Linked DNA regions of Homo sapiens: region 1 is linked to region 2. A link is a contact called in ENCODE Hi-C data. All regions are on one chromosome and are shown on one strand. Each heading gives the region's core, a stretch centred on a gene start or an enhancer-like site at or near the end of the contact. The rest is flanking DNA. Distances are from core to core; before and after follow the strand shown.

Evidence for each region. Hi-C counts contacts between places; a loop is a spot of excess contacts on that map. Pooled maps may share reads with other maps.
Region 1: a map of B cell shows a loop between it and region 2 (27-fold over the local background). The contact joins the promoter of PIERCE2 here to the promoter of DTWD1 in region 2. A Hi-C loop is called at or near these places in 2 of 168 maps with a recorded cell type or tissue (B cell and naive thymus-derived CD4-positive, alpha-beta T cell) and 7 of 50 pooled maps.

The regions. Positions count from the first base shown.
Region 1 is chr15:55,407,245-55,413,962 of GRCh38, reverse strand. It overlaps PIERCE2 (piercer of microtubule wall 2), which reads right to left and starts at 5,468. Exons shown (of 2, transcript NM_001198784.2): 1 at 5,177-5,468. The coding sequence starts at 5,194. CCPG1 (cell cycle progression 1) reads left to right here and starts at 5,604. Exons shown (of 9, transcript NM_001204450.2): 1 at 5,604-5,742. All of the region lies in intron 8 of DNAAF4-CCPG1 (DNAAF4-CCPG1 readthrough (NMD candidate)), which reads left to right. RefSeq lists enhancers at 5,225-5,424, 5,475-5,744, 6,105-6,384.
Region 2 is chr15:49,619,376-49,625,576 of GRCh38, reverse strand. It overlaps DTWD1 (DTW motif tRNA-uridine aminocarboxypropyltransferase 1), which reads right to left and starts at 4,529. Exons shown (of 5, transcript NM_001144955.2): 1 at 4,455-4,529; 2 at 146-464. The coding sequence starts at 409. It overlaps FAM227B (family with sequence similarity 227 member B), which reads left to right and starts at 4,759. Exons shown (of 16, transcript NM_152647.3): 1 at 4,759-4,877. RefSeq lists enhancers at 1-451, 4,298-4,417.

The DNA.
Region 1 (6,718 bases), core at 4,219-6,718, 5.8 Mb before region 2:
TCCTGCCACTGCACTCCAGCCTGGGCGACAGAGCGAGACTCCGTCTCAAAAAAAAAAAAGCATTTCTCTATGTAATATCTTATATCTACTCATATTTTAAATGTACTTAGAGCTGAAAAATAAAAAAAGTCCTAATGAGTTGAAATGAAGCTGATTTAAAATGCTTTCCCCATAAAAACAGTCTTTTTTTTTTTTTTTTTTTGAAACGGAGTTTTGCTCTTGTTGCCCAGGCTGGAGTGCAATGGCGCGATCTTGGCTCACTGCAACCTCTGCCTCCCAGGTTCAAGCGATTCTCCTGCCTCAGCCTCCCGAGTAGCTGGGATTACAGGCATGTGCCACACCAGGCCCAGCTAATTTTGTATTTTTAGTAGAGACAGGGTTTCTCCATGTTGGTCAGGCTGGTCTCAAACTCCCGACCTCAAGTGATCTGCCTGCCTTGGCCTCCCAAAGTGCTGGGATTACAGGCGTGAGACACCACGGCCGGCCCTTAAAAACATTCTTAAAGGGCAGCTTTTAATTAACTGTTTTGGTGTGGAGAAGGGAGAAAGTTTTTCTCTGTCACTCAGGCTAGAGTGCAGTAGTGATCGTAGTTCACTGCAGCCTCAAACTCCTGGATTCCAGTGACCCTCCCAAGTAGCTAGGACTACATGCACACCACCATACCCAGCTAATTTTTATAATTTTTTTTTTTTTTTGAGACGGAGTCTCACTCTTTTGCCCAGGCCGGAGTGCAGTGGCGCGATCTTGGCTCACTGCAAGCTCCACCTCCTGGGTTTACGCCATTCTCCTGCCTCAGCCTCCCGAGTAGCTGGAACTACAGGCGCCAGCCACCGTGCCCGGCTAATTTTTTGTATTTTTAGTAGAGATGGGGTTTCACCGTGTTAGCCAGGATGGTCTCGATCTCCTGACCTCGTGATCCGCCCGCCTTGGCCTCCCAAAGTGCTGGGATTATAGGTGCGCACCACCGCGCCCAGCCTTAATTTTTATAATTTTTTTGTAGGGATGAGGTCTTGCTATGTTGCCCAGGCTGGTCTTGAACTCCTGGTCTCAAGCAATCCTCCTGCCTTGGCTTCCCACAGCACTGGGATTACAGGCATAAGCTACCATATCAATCCCCAGCTTTTAACTTAAAAGTACTATAAAACCATATTCAATCTACTCTTCATCAACTTTTTCTTTTTTTTGAGACAGAGATCTCACTTTGTTGCCCAGGCTGGAGTGCACTGGCTGTTCACAAATGGGATAATAGTGCACTGCAACCTGGAACTCCTGGGCTGAAGTGATCCTCAGGCCTTGGCTTCTCAAGGTGGGACTTCAGGTACATGCCACAGTGTCCAGCTTTCAGTCAATTATTAATGTTCTACCTGAATAGTGTCCCTACTAAAGTTTTTGAAAGTATTTTTCCATGAATAAGGGGACTGAAAATATGAATCAAATATAAAGCAATTTAAACTTGGACAAGTCACTTAGATTCTCTGTGCCTAAAATTTGTTTGTAAAACAGTGGAGCCTGGATTATTTGACCTCTCAGATCTCTTCTACCAACTCCACAGAATTTATTAACCTTATAAACTTGAGGCAGAATCACAGTGTAGTATACTATGTTTTCATGTTTTGCTTTATTTTAATGAGAATCATAAGCGAAAGAGGGCTGGATGTGATATATTGGAAGAGTAGCACAAGGCAGCAACTATGACCTAGGTTCTCATACTTTATCATTTCACCTTTATTTGTATATTATCTGTAAAACTGGTAAATAAAAATCTGCCATAGTTCCTATGGTTGTGGAGATTAAATGAAAGAAAATTTGATGTAAATGGTGAATCACTATATGAATGGGATCAATTTTTTTTTTTTTTTTTTTTTTTTTGTGGAGACAAAGTCTCACTCTGTTGCCCAGTCTGGAGTGCAATGGTGTGATCTTGGCTCACTGCAACCTCTGCCTCCTGGGTTCAAGCAATTCTCCTGCCTTAGCCTCCCAAATCGCTGGGCTTAAAGGCGTGCGCCACCACGCTCAGCTAAATTTATTTATTTTTTTTTGTGAGAAGGAGTTTTGCTCTTGTTGCCCAGGCTGGAGGGCAATGGTGCAATCTCAGCTCACCGCAACCTCCGCCTTCTGGGTTCAAGCCATTCTCCTGCCTCAGACTCCCGAGTAGCTGTGATTACAGGCATGCACCACCATGCCTGGCTAATTGTGTATTTTTAGTAGAGATGGGGTTTCTCCATGTTAGTCAGGTTGGTCTCGAACTCCCAACCTCAGGTGATCCGCCCGCCTCGGCCTCCCAAAGTGCTGGAATTACAAGCGTGAGCCACCGTGCCTAGCCTAATTTTTGTATTTTTAGTAGAGATGGGGTTTCACCATGATGGCCAGGCTGGTTTTGGACTCCTGACCTCAAGTGATCCACCTGCCTCGGCTTCCCAAAGTGTTGGGATTACAGGTGTGAGCCACTGCGCCTGGCCAAATGGAATCAATTTTTATCACTATTTTATTTTATTTTTTGAGATGGAGTTTTGCTCTGTCACCTAAGCTGGAGTGCAGTGGCGCAGTCGCAGCTCATTGTAACCTCTGCGTCCCAGGTTCAAGTGATTCCCCTGCCTCAGCTTCCAGAGTAGCTGGGACTACAGGTGCCTGCCAACACACCTGGCTAATTTTTGTGTTTTTAGTAGAAATGGGGTTTCACCATGTTGGCCAGGCTGTTCCCAAACTCCTGACCTCTGATGATCCGCCTACCTCAGCTTTCCAAAGTGCTGGGACTACAGTCGTGAGCCACCATGCCTCACCAAATTTTATTATTTTCTTTTTTGCAGGTTTACCTCAATGTATGATCTTCCAGAAACAGTTCTGAAACCTACAGGTTAATGACCTTGTATTAGCATAATATGGTTTGCTAATATTCACTTAATACTCATAAGTTTGTAGTTGGCAAAGCTGGAAATAGAACTCAGGTTCACTGAGTGTCATCAATGTTATTCTCATCAGATCTTGCTGTTTATTCTTTTTGAAACTGCTTATTAATTTGCTTTAAATATTAACAACACAGATACTGGATAATAGTAAATCATAAGAATTTTAAAATTTTGATGGTATCTCAACTGATCAGCTTTTCTTAAATTTTCTAGGTTTCCTCAGCACAGGGGAAAGCTTTATAGGTGGAAGGTGGAGGCCCTGTGACTTGCGCAGAAAAGTACCACTGTAATTTACTTTTATGGGCACCTAAGCAGGTTGCCCAGGGCAACTTGTAGATTTTGTTGTTGTTGTTGTTAATACTATCTCCTTCAGTCACTGAGAACTCTTTTTTATTTTTTTATTTTTTGAGATGGAGTTTTGCTCTTGTTGCCTAGGCTGGAGTGCAGTGGCGTGATCTTGGCTCACTGCAACCTCCGCCTCCCGGATTCAAGCGATTCTCTTGCCTCAGCCACCCGAGTAGCTGGGATTATAGGCATGCGTCACCACGCCCGGCTAATTTTGTGTTTTTAGTAGAGATAGTGTTTCTCCATGTTGGTCAGGCTGGTCTCGAACTCTTGAACTCAGGCGATTCGCCTGCCTCGGCCTCCCAGAGTACTGGGCCTTAAATGCTGGAATTATAGGCATGAGCCACCGCGCCCAGCTGAGAACTCTTCTTGTTATCAAATGACCCTCTTTACTACTGGTTCTAGAATTTCGTTCAGCTTTGGCTCAAAACATAATGCAGAAAACGAAATCTAGTAAAAACAGAAGACAAATTAGCTGATAAACTTTGTTGGCATAATTAGTACCATAAAATCTGGAAAAGCTAAATCTTAAATTAAAAATTTTTTAGATTTCCAGGATAATTCACAAATGTTTATAGATTCAGAAACAAAAGGTCCATTGCTTTATACTTTACATCATAGACAACCACTGCAGTTTTCTAATATGGGTTTCACCTTCTTCAAACCTGATATTCTTAAAATGTGGAGTTCAAACTGACTATAGTTAAGAACGAAACAAATAGCCAATACAAAGAATAATAAAAGGATGAGTTCAAATTATCTGCCACATGTCATCAACTTTTATTAAATGATAAAAAGGTTAATTAAAATTGTAAATGATTTTTCAGAAGAAATTACATCTTAAAATTGGCCTGTGAAAGTGGCTTGAAAGGTATAAAAATCTACCAGTAGCTGGTATTAGCTTTCTTAGTAATTTAATTTTCAGTTAGAGAAAGCCAGACCACTTTGACCTTTCGAAGTCCTTTGGTATAGATACATATACATTTAAAAAGATAAATGAAAACAAGCCATTGATTAATAATGCCCATCGCAGAAGCTGTAATTATAAAATTAAGATTTTTTGATGTCACTGTTGATGTTGAATATAGTTAATAGAAAAGCAAAAATAAAAAATAAAAAAGGTCTAATTTTGAGGCACTCTTTTGTCTCTGCTCAGGTCCACCGTCTTCCTTGCTAATGTTTACGTTTATTATTAATTTTTCCATTTATTTATTTACTTTTACCACAATTAGGGGACAGAGAATGAAACCTAAACTTTTTATTGCTTCTGTAAAGAGTGAATATAAATGTAAGATTTTTTTTTTTTGAGACGGAGTTTTGCTCTTGTTGCCCAGGCTGCAGTTCAGTGGCGCAATCTCGGCTCACTGCAACCTCTGCCTCCCAGGTTCAAGCAATTCTGCTGTCTCAGCCTCCCAAGTAGCTGGGATTACAGGCCCGCGCCACCTCTCCTGGCTAATTTTTTGTATTTAGTAGAGACGGAGTTTCACCATGTAGGTCAGGCTGGTCTCGAACTCCTGACCTCAGGTGATCCACCCGCTTCGGCCTCCCAAATTGCTGGGATTACAGGCGTTGAGCCCCGGCGCCCGGCCACCAAATCCTTTTTCAAAACAACTCCCTTCTTTGACACAGTGCAATTTAAATAAGTATACAATTAACAAAGTACGTTTTTCTTGTTCAAAACCATCACTGAACAGTTTGCAACAGTAGGGTATGAATGCATACAATCTCGATGGTCTTTACACCTTCAGAGGCTATTCGGACTTAAGGAAACGTGCATTTACAAGTGTAAATGTAAAAGCTCAGTAGTTGCCTTGTAAAGTGCTTTTCGGGGTTGTGGGGTTGGGGGTGGTAGGAGTAGGTGGTGCCTCAAATTATACTAGCGAATACCAACATTCCCAAACATCTAGCCCTCTGCCTAAACTCACCCGGTTGCGGTCTGTCATTTTCGCTCTTCTTTGTTAATTTTTTCGGCAAAGTCAGTTTTCATGCAGCAGATGGCAAGAAAGCCGGTGAACGCCTAGGGACGTGGCCTTTTAACCGCACCCAATTAAAGCAGCAAACAGAAGATGAATAGCTGGGTGGATCAGTATGTGTAAACCTATCCGTTTAATCCGGGGAGCTGTTTTCCCGGGTGAAACCACGAATTCTTTCTGGAGGTTGCAACTCGTAACCATAGCAACTGGAAGTGGTCGCCGGCTCCCGGATGTTGTGGGGATCTGCGGCCGCCTGGCCCAGCTTCCCGCAGCCGCCCGGCGGCGGCCTGCGCTCCACTTCGGGAGTGGTAGTTCTTCTCTTCACCGCTGCCGGGCAGGAGGCGCAGGCGGGACTACGCGTCACGGCATGCACTGCGGCGCCCAGCCGGTCACCGCCTGCCGGCTGCAGACGCCTGCGAGCAGGTTGTTTTTATAAGAGGCGTCATTGGCGCCCGAGCTGTGACCGCCGCCACTGGGGCAGCCAGCACAATCGGGCGGAGGTGGCGCTGCCCCTTCAGGTACTGTACTAGGCGGGCTTAGACCCCGGGAGGGGGTTTGTGCCGACTGTCTGAGTCCCTGGCCGACACGCTCGGCTCAGTAGAGGAGCAGTGGCGGGGTCCGCCTCCTAGGCTGGGGCTGCTCGGGCGGGGACTTGACGCCTGGTGTCAGCGGCCGCACGGGCGACCTCCTCGGGCCGTGCGCGAGTGCACAGCTCCGGAGGCCCGAGCCGACCCTGGGGCGTCCGGTCCGGTGGTCTTGCAGCCTCCAAACCCCGAGTGCTATACCGAACTGCGCGCCAAGGGTGGGAGAGCTGACGGCCTGGGCCACCCTTCTTCCTTCACTGGGCAGGCTTTGAGGTGCTTGTCGGTCTGGACTGATGAAAATCCATATGGTAAGATGTTATGTGCGTCACCCTGCCGGGTTTAATGCCAGCCTGTCTTTTGATGACATTTGAGCCCCCGTGATGTCAGGAATAGAAAGATTAAATATTAAATAATGCCCGGAGACTTCCGCTAGCACGCCAGCCTGATGATGATCAAATACCTCTCCATATCCTTCTCCAGTTCCAGTGGCCTCCTTTAGCTTTGGTCTCCCTAATCGATTTGTCCTCATTAGCAGCTGTCCCATGCAGTGCCTTGTACGCGTTGTTTATGTTTAGCACTATTGGGAGCGCCAAGTAAGGTATTTTATTGAGTGGTGAAGTTTGCACTGTTCTGCTCTACTTTTATTGAAAAACACAGTTGGGCATTCTTGTAGTTAGAATAGCTAACTATATAGTACTATGAATTTTAGATTTGTCTCCTCCAATCTACAGGATAGTGCTTGAAATATCGCTATTACTGCATCGTATCTTTTAAGATTAGAATCATATTGGGTCCCACACGTCTCAGGGGATATTTATCACACACATCCAGTGTGAATGGTTTACTTTTATTTTCTGAGTTCAGGTCATATAGCAGAAGATGGAGATGGTGAGGGTATTATTTTAATTCA
Region 2 (6,201 bases), core at 3,280-5,779:
GTGCTAGTTTTTCTTTGCAGCAACAAGCACTTGTTTCTAACAATAATAACATTATTTATTAAGTTTATCAATTAGAGTAGGTATACATGAGATGTTTTTAAAAAATCTATTTTCATACTTTCAAACAATTAAATTTCTTACTAACCTTCACAAGTGGAATCTGTTCAATAGGTACATTTTCAACTGGAACATAACATGTATAGCAGTAGAACATTCTGGAACCACCACATTTGAGACATTTTGATCTCCCACTTTGCTGAGCTTTTTGAAGAACTTCTTGAGATGCTAAACATAAGTTTTGAAGGGGATCTTCTGAAGCTATGGAAGTAGTTTGTGACTGTTTTGTTTCCACAAATTTTGAACTATTTTCTTCACTTCGTTTGAGAAATATAGGTGGATTGAGAGACATTCTTCATTCAAACCAAAGTTTAACGGCTATTTCTAAAACACATATCATAGGTGCACTGTAAAAAAAAAGTATCAAGAGAAGGAAAAATAAAAACAGAAAACATTTTACTCAGTCTACAAAGAAAATTACTCAATTTAAGTCACAATTGTGTGCTGTTTTAGTACTTATTAAACATGTTTTAAACCACCAAATTGGCACACTTTAAAACATAAGATTAAAAGCAATAAACTGAAAGTTATTTCAAATATAAAGTTCAGGTACTGAGAATCCATTTTTCAAGAACCCTTTTTTGTTCCAGAGATGGCAGTTTTGTTTTCCAGATATTAGGAATGCAATGGTTTCACGTTAGCATCAGACAGGGATATATTCAACCCTGTTGGCTCTGACTTTGAATTGACATTAATGAAAAATAGAAGATTCTAGTGGAATTGGCAAAATTTAGTTGGTTATGTTCTAAAAGATATAACCCTCTCCAACTTAAACACACACTACATATGTGTGAGTGTGTCTGTGTACATGTGTGCATATACATATAAAACTTCATATCCAATAAAAAATAAGAGGCATCTACTACTCATTACAATTTGTAAAATATCCCATAAGGTAAAATATATTATCCTATAAATTTTAAAAATTTACAGAGTAACATTAATGTCCACTTACTCTAAGAATTTATGTTTTTTAAAAACATACATCATTCAGATTCTTTAGTACTAGAGAAAAATGGTAAAATAACTTTCCCACTTAATATTTTCTTCAAAGAAGGGTGATGGCTGCCAAAATTGCTATCTGTATACCCTGTAAGGAAGATATCTTTCAAGGGAGAAACAACACTGGTGCCCTATTGATTCGATATGCATTCCACAGCTGTAAAATAATTCTCTTATTATAAAGCCTTCTGGCATTGTGGTTTAACTACGAAGCTCCAGGCACTTTAAGTAGAAACAGGGACAAGAGAAATGCTGTGACTCCAGCAGGAAACATTTTGTGGTCTCCCAAACAGAAAGTGAACAAAAAGTCCAGAGAAACATAAAATACAACATAATTTGCTGAGAAGAAGTTAGTGGCACTAATTTAATTACTCATCAAATGAATTTTTCTTTTTCTTTTTTTTTTTAAGATTGTAAGTCCCAGTGAGTTTGAGATACAAATAAAGAGATACAAAAACGCCGGTTATAGTAGAAAAAGGCACTTGCCAAATGTACCCAAGGGGAAAAACAAAATACAGTAAATATTTTTGCTGTGTACTGATTACGCACAGATTTGCATTTTGGGTAAGAAAGCAGTATTTAAGAACAATGGTCCAATCCCTTGTTCCTGCCTCACAAATAGAAAATCTTACCTACTTCTGACTGCCACTCCAACTCACCTGCCTAAAAATGGCTTTGATCTTTGTGATCATGCCCTCAATGACTGAAAGTGCAGGATATTAAGATGCCCTCTTTTCTTGAGCCTCAGATTCTTTTAGGAATCACATGAAAATATTAAACCGCATCCCTAGAAAATGCATATACAGACACAATATTTTGCACACAATTTCAGGAGGTTTGGAGATCTCCTAGAGTCCATCTACGACCCAGGTAAGGAAGTTCCAAGCTTGGGAAGGGCCACGCATGGTGGCTCATGCCTATAATACTAGCATTTGGGAGGTTAAGGTGGGAGGATTACTTGAGCACAAGAGTTTGAGAACAGTCTGGACAACAAAGTGAGATCCCATCTCTAAAACAGAGAAAAAAAAAAAGCTTGGGAAGAGATCCTAATAGTCCCCAGAAATGAGAGTTGCAAATGCTCTGTTGGCGTCTCTTTGCTGCACATACGAAGCTAAGTTTCACCTAAACTCTCTTTGGGTTTGTCCTGGTGTTGCCTGAGGTTCTTACAGAGAAACATTTTGAGGCTTTAATAGTCCTGAGTTATTCAGATGATGGGATTCATCCTAAAAAATGAAATTTGATTGGAGTAGCTCAACCTGACTTCATTTCCCTGGGTAATGGAGTAGCTATTTAGTGGGAATGCATGTACCACTCAAAGGCCCAGGCATAGTGGGACTGAAAAATGTAGTTCCTGTGGATGTCATGAAAGTTACTGTGGTTGCCTGACATTTAACAGAAAACTACTGGTGAGTTTTTGGAGTTATCCTAGGGCACTGAAAGTGCATTCCTCCTAGAGATACCTCAGAAATATCACTTTGCAGTTCATGGACCTGCTATCCACATAACTAAATGGATATTAGTGAAGCTTTATATAAATAACCTTCCTCTAGAAAAATCAACCACCACAAATACCTGTAAGACAGTAAAAGAGAAATGTTTATGGCTCCACCTCTTAGTTCACCTATATACTCTCACTTATGGCTGAGGTGGCCACGTAGAAGAGGCCAGCAATTGTAAATCATGGGCAGCTCCCTCCAGTGGTCTCTGAAACTACATGATCAGGGCATCTGTCCTAACCGAGCCAACAGCCTGCCTCGACTGTGAGAAAATCATTGCAAATGATTTTATTGCAAATGGGGTTATTTAAAATTTTTAAAACATACTTGTTAACATCAAATATGTGCAAGGAAGTACAATTTGAGTCATGGGGGCTAAAAAGACTTAGAAAACATAAAGACTGTTCCTAAGGAACTAACAATTTTAACACCTTGATGGTGCGTCCATCATTCTGGAACTTAAGGCTAAAAATACATTAATTTTTTATTCCTCCTTCTACCCAATTTCCACCCCAAATTAATTATACTCACCAAGTTGCATCTACCTTGTATATAATCCTCTATCTTCACTCTCAAAGTCAGGATTCTAATTCAGTTCCTTATTAACTCATAGATGGGCCACAGCAATGTCTTAAACCTCTTTGAGTACTTATTATTAGTTCCACATATTTGACATGGAAAAATGCATTTATTGTGGAGGTACTTTAGTGAATCTATCCCCTCCAGCATTCAACTCTGTAAGAGCAGATTCCTTCCCTGATCTCACCTATTCCTGATTCTTATGCAACAGCAGGAACTCAACAAACACTTGTTAACTAAATCAAAACCATTCTGCAAAACACATCCAGTAAGCATCTCACTACTGAAGTATCTGACAAACTACCTTTATGGGCCGTCTGCAGCCTAGCACAAGTGGCAGGCTGGCAATTTTTTTTTCTCCAAAATAATAACAAAAAGCTTCTACCTCTTCCATTATTGTAAGCTGACTCACCTCCCAATGGAACACTATACAGACTCCCCTGTCCTATATTGTGGACCAATTCAGTATTAGAAAAAAACCACTTCCAATTTTCTTTAGAGTGTTTTTAAGAACTTGGTCACATAGGACCTACAGGTCCAACATTCATTTTTCATAATCCAAGGTAGTAGTACCCTTTTTCATATAGGATCAATGGCCTCTCCCACACCACCCGCCATATGGTAACAAACTGTCTTGCCTTCGTTTTCATGGTGCACTGGGTTAGTCCTTACATGCTGCGATCTACAGTATTGATTTTACCATCCAACTTTGTGGGCCTGGCGACTGAAAATGTTAATATACTTCCTTATTTGTCCTACATTCCCAATAAATAATTTAGACGTAAGAAACAGGCTCTTTTGCTTATTATGTAACCACAACCTCAATATTTTAAATACACTGCATGGCATCACTAATTCTACGTCTGTACTACGCTTCCCCTTCCGTGATAACCAAACCCCCACAAACCACTCCAAATACTAAAAATAAAATAAAATAAAGTATGGGGTTCCTAGGGAACTGACTTTGCCAGGACATACTTTTCGTTGGGGCGGAATGCACCGAAAATCATTGGTAGGAAAAATAATTTTTTTTTTGAGGAAAAATTTGGAAACCTTTTTCCCAAAGGGCCCGCAAGATCCTAAAAAAAGCAAGAGACCGCGCAGAAACCGAGGATCCCCCTCACAGGCGACACCCAGCGCGACCTCCGCTAGGGTCCTGACAAAGAATGTCCACTTCCCGCGGCCGCACCTCTGGGGCCAGACCACTGGTCTCCAGAGAGGCGCGGGGACCTCCACCAGGGATCGGAGTGGTACTCAGACCTGCACACCCGCGAGTCCTCGAACAGCTCCACACGTCTCCAGCTCCGCCCGAGCCCGAGCCACGCGCCGGGCCGTGATCGCGCACGGACCAGACGGAGCGCTTTCCGGGAGACACCAGAGGGAGGAGCCAGGCAGTTACTAGCGTCGTTGCTAAGGCAGGGGCCGCGCACACCGCACACCGCGCGGCTTAAGCAACAGGCTGGGACGACAGCGGGGGGGGGGTTAGACGGGAAGTTCCGCCTCAGCCTCTCAATCAGCGGCGGTGTCGCACTTCTCCCGAGAGGCTCCGGCGAGGGGCAGGGCCGCGTTCGTCCGGGACCCGCCTCAAGCCTCGCAGCCTTTCACCCAGTTTCCTCCCGATTCTTGCTGGGACAACAAAATTGGGAAGCGGTTCTCGAAACATACTGTCAAGGCGTAGTTGCAGTGAGTTGTGAAGAAATGTTGATCCCAGAGAAAAGTTTGCATTTTGCCCACCTCAAAGATATTTTGATTGTGAGAACTTGGTTACATTAGTCTTTCGTGGCTATATCAATATCATTATTTCGTGTGCTGTGTGGTAATGAAAGCTATTAGAAAAATCATTTGTATCTTAATGATTTAGTTTGCATAAAAACACGCATATAGAGTTAAGAGTACTTTGTGTTTTTCCACTTTGAAGTATAATATGTGGATAAGTTATTAGAACATTTGTCCGTGCCTCTCCCCAAACAATGCGCAAACGGAAGTGCACTCTAACAACTAAGATTTTAAAACACAATGGTCAAATGTTGAGCAATGTTTTATTGACTACTCTGAATTTATCAAGTGGTAGATAAAGGACATTACAATGCCCTAGAAGTGCTCACGATATCAAGTAAAGCATGTTAAATTCAAGTACAGAAAATGCAATATTCTTACTACTGAGATAAAAAATGGAATTTAATAAATTACAGGAATTTCAAGAAAGCTGAGAATGGAGTGGTCAATAAAGGCTTCTTTTTCGGACTTGGGTAAGGCCTTGAAGAATGATTTAGGTTTAGGACAGTGTTTTTCAACTGGAAAGGGGATTGTGTGGGACCCATTAGTGGAGGTCTTGACCCATTTGTAAGCAAGGAAATCTCTTTAAACTTAAAAAAAAGAAACAATATAGATTGGAAATATCAGCGCATGTAAGTAAATTTAGTGTTAGTTAGTAAAGTACTGCTTTATGGAGCTTTTAATTGTATATATGCGTGTATGTGTGCACTAGGGCTTGTTTGTAAAATGTATTTCTTACTGTATTTCAAACCTTAAAAAGTTTGAAAGCCAGTGATTTAGGGAGAAAGGTGAATTTTCTGGGTAGGGAAAGTAGAATAGCAAAGTCTATAAGCCAAGAAGAATTCACAACCATTTTCCTTTTTAGTTTAACTCTAAATTTTATCAAAGTAGTTAAATTGCACAGATTAAAAAGCAAATAATACTACTTGTTAGATTGAGCATTGGGTTGCTATCGTATGTAATAAATTACTCCAAAATATGGTGGCTTAAAACAACCATTTTATTATGTTCACAGGTGGTGTTGTCAATAGGGCATAGTCATCAGCTTTTCTTTGGTAACTCAATTAGAAAGACTAGAGTGGGCATGCTAGCAGAGCTTCTGTAACTATATGGCCGGGGTTTCCTCACAGTATGGCAGCAAGGTAGTCAGACTTCTTAGCTTAAACTCAGAGCTCCAAAGGGAGTGTTGCAATGAACAAGGCAAAAATTGCCTGACCTTTTCTGACCTTGC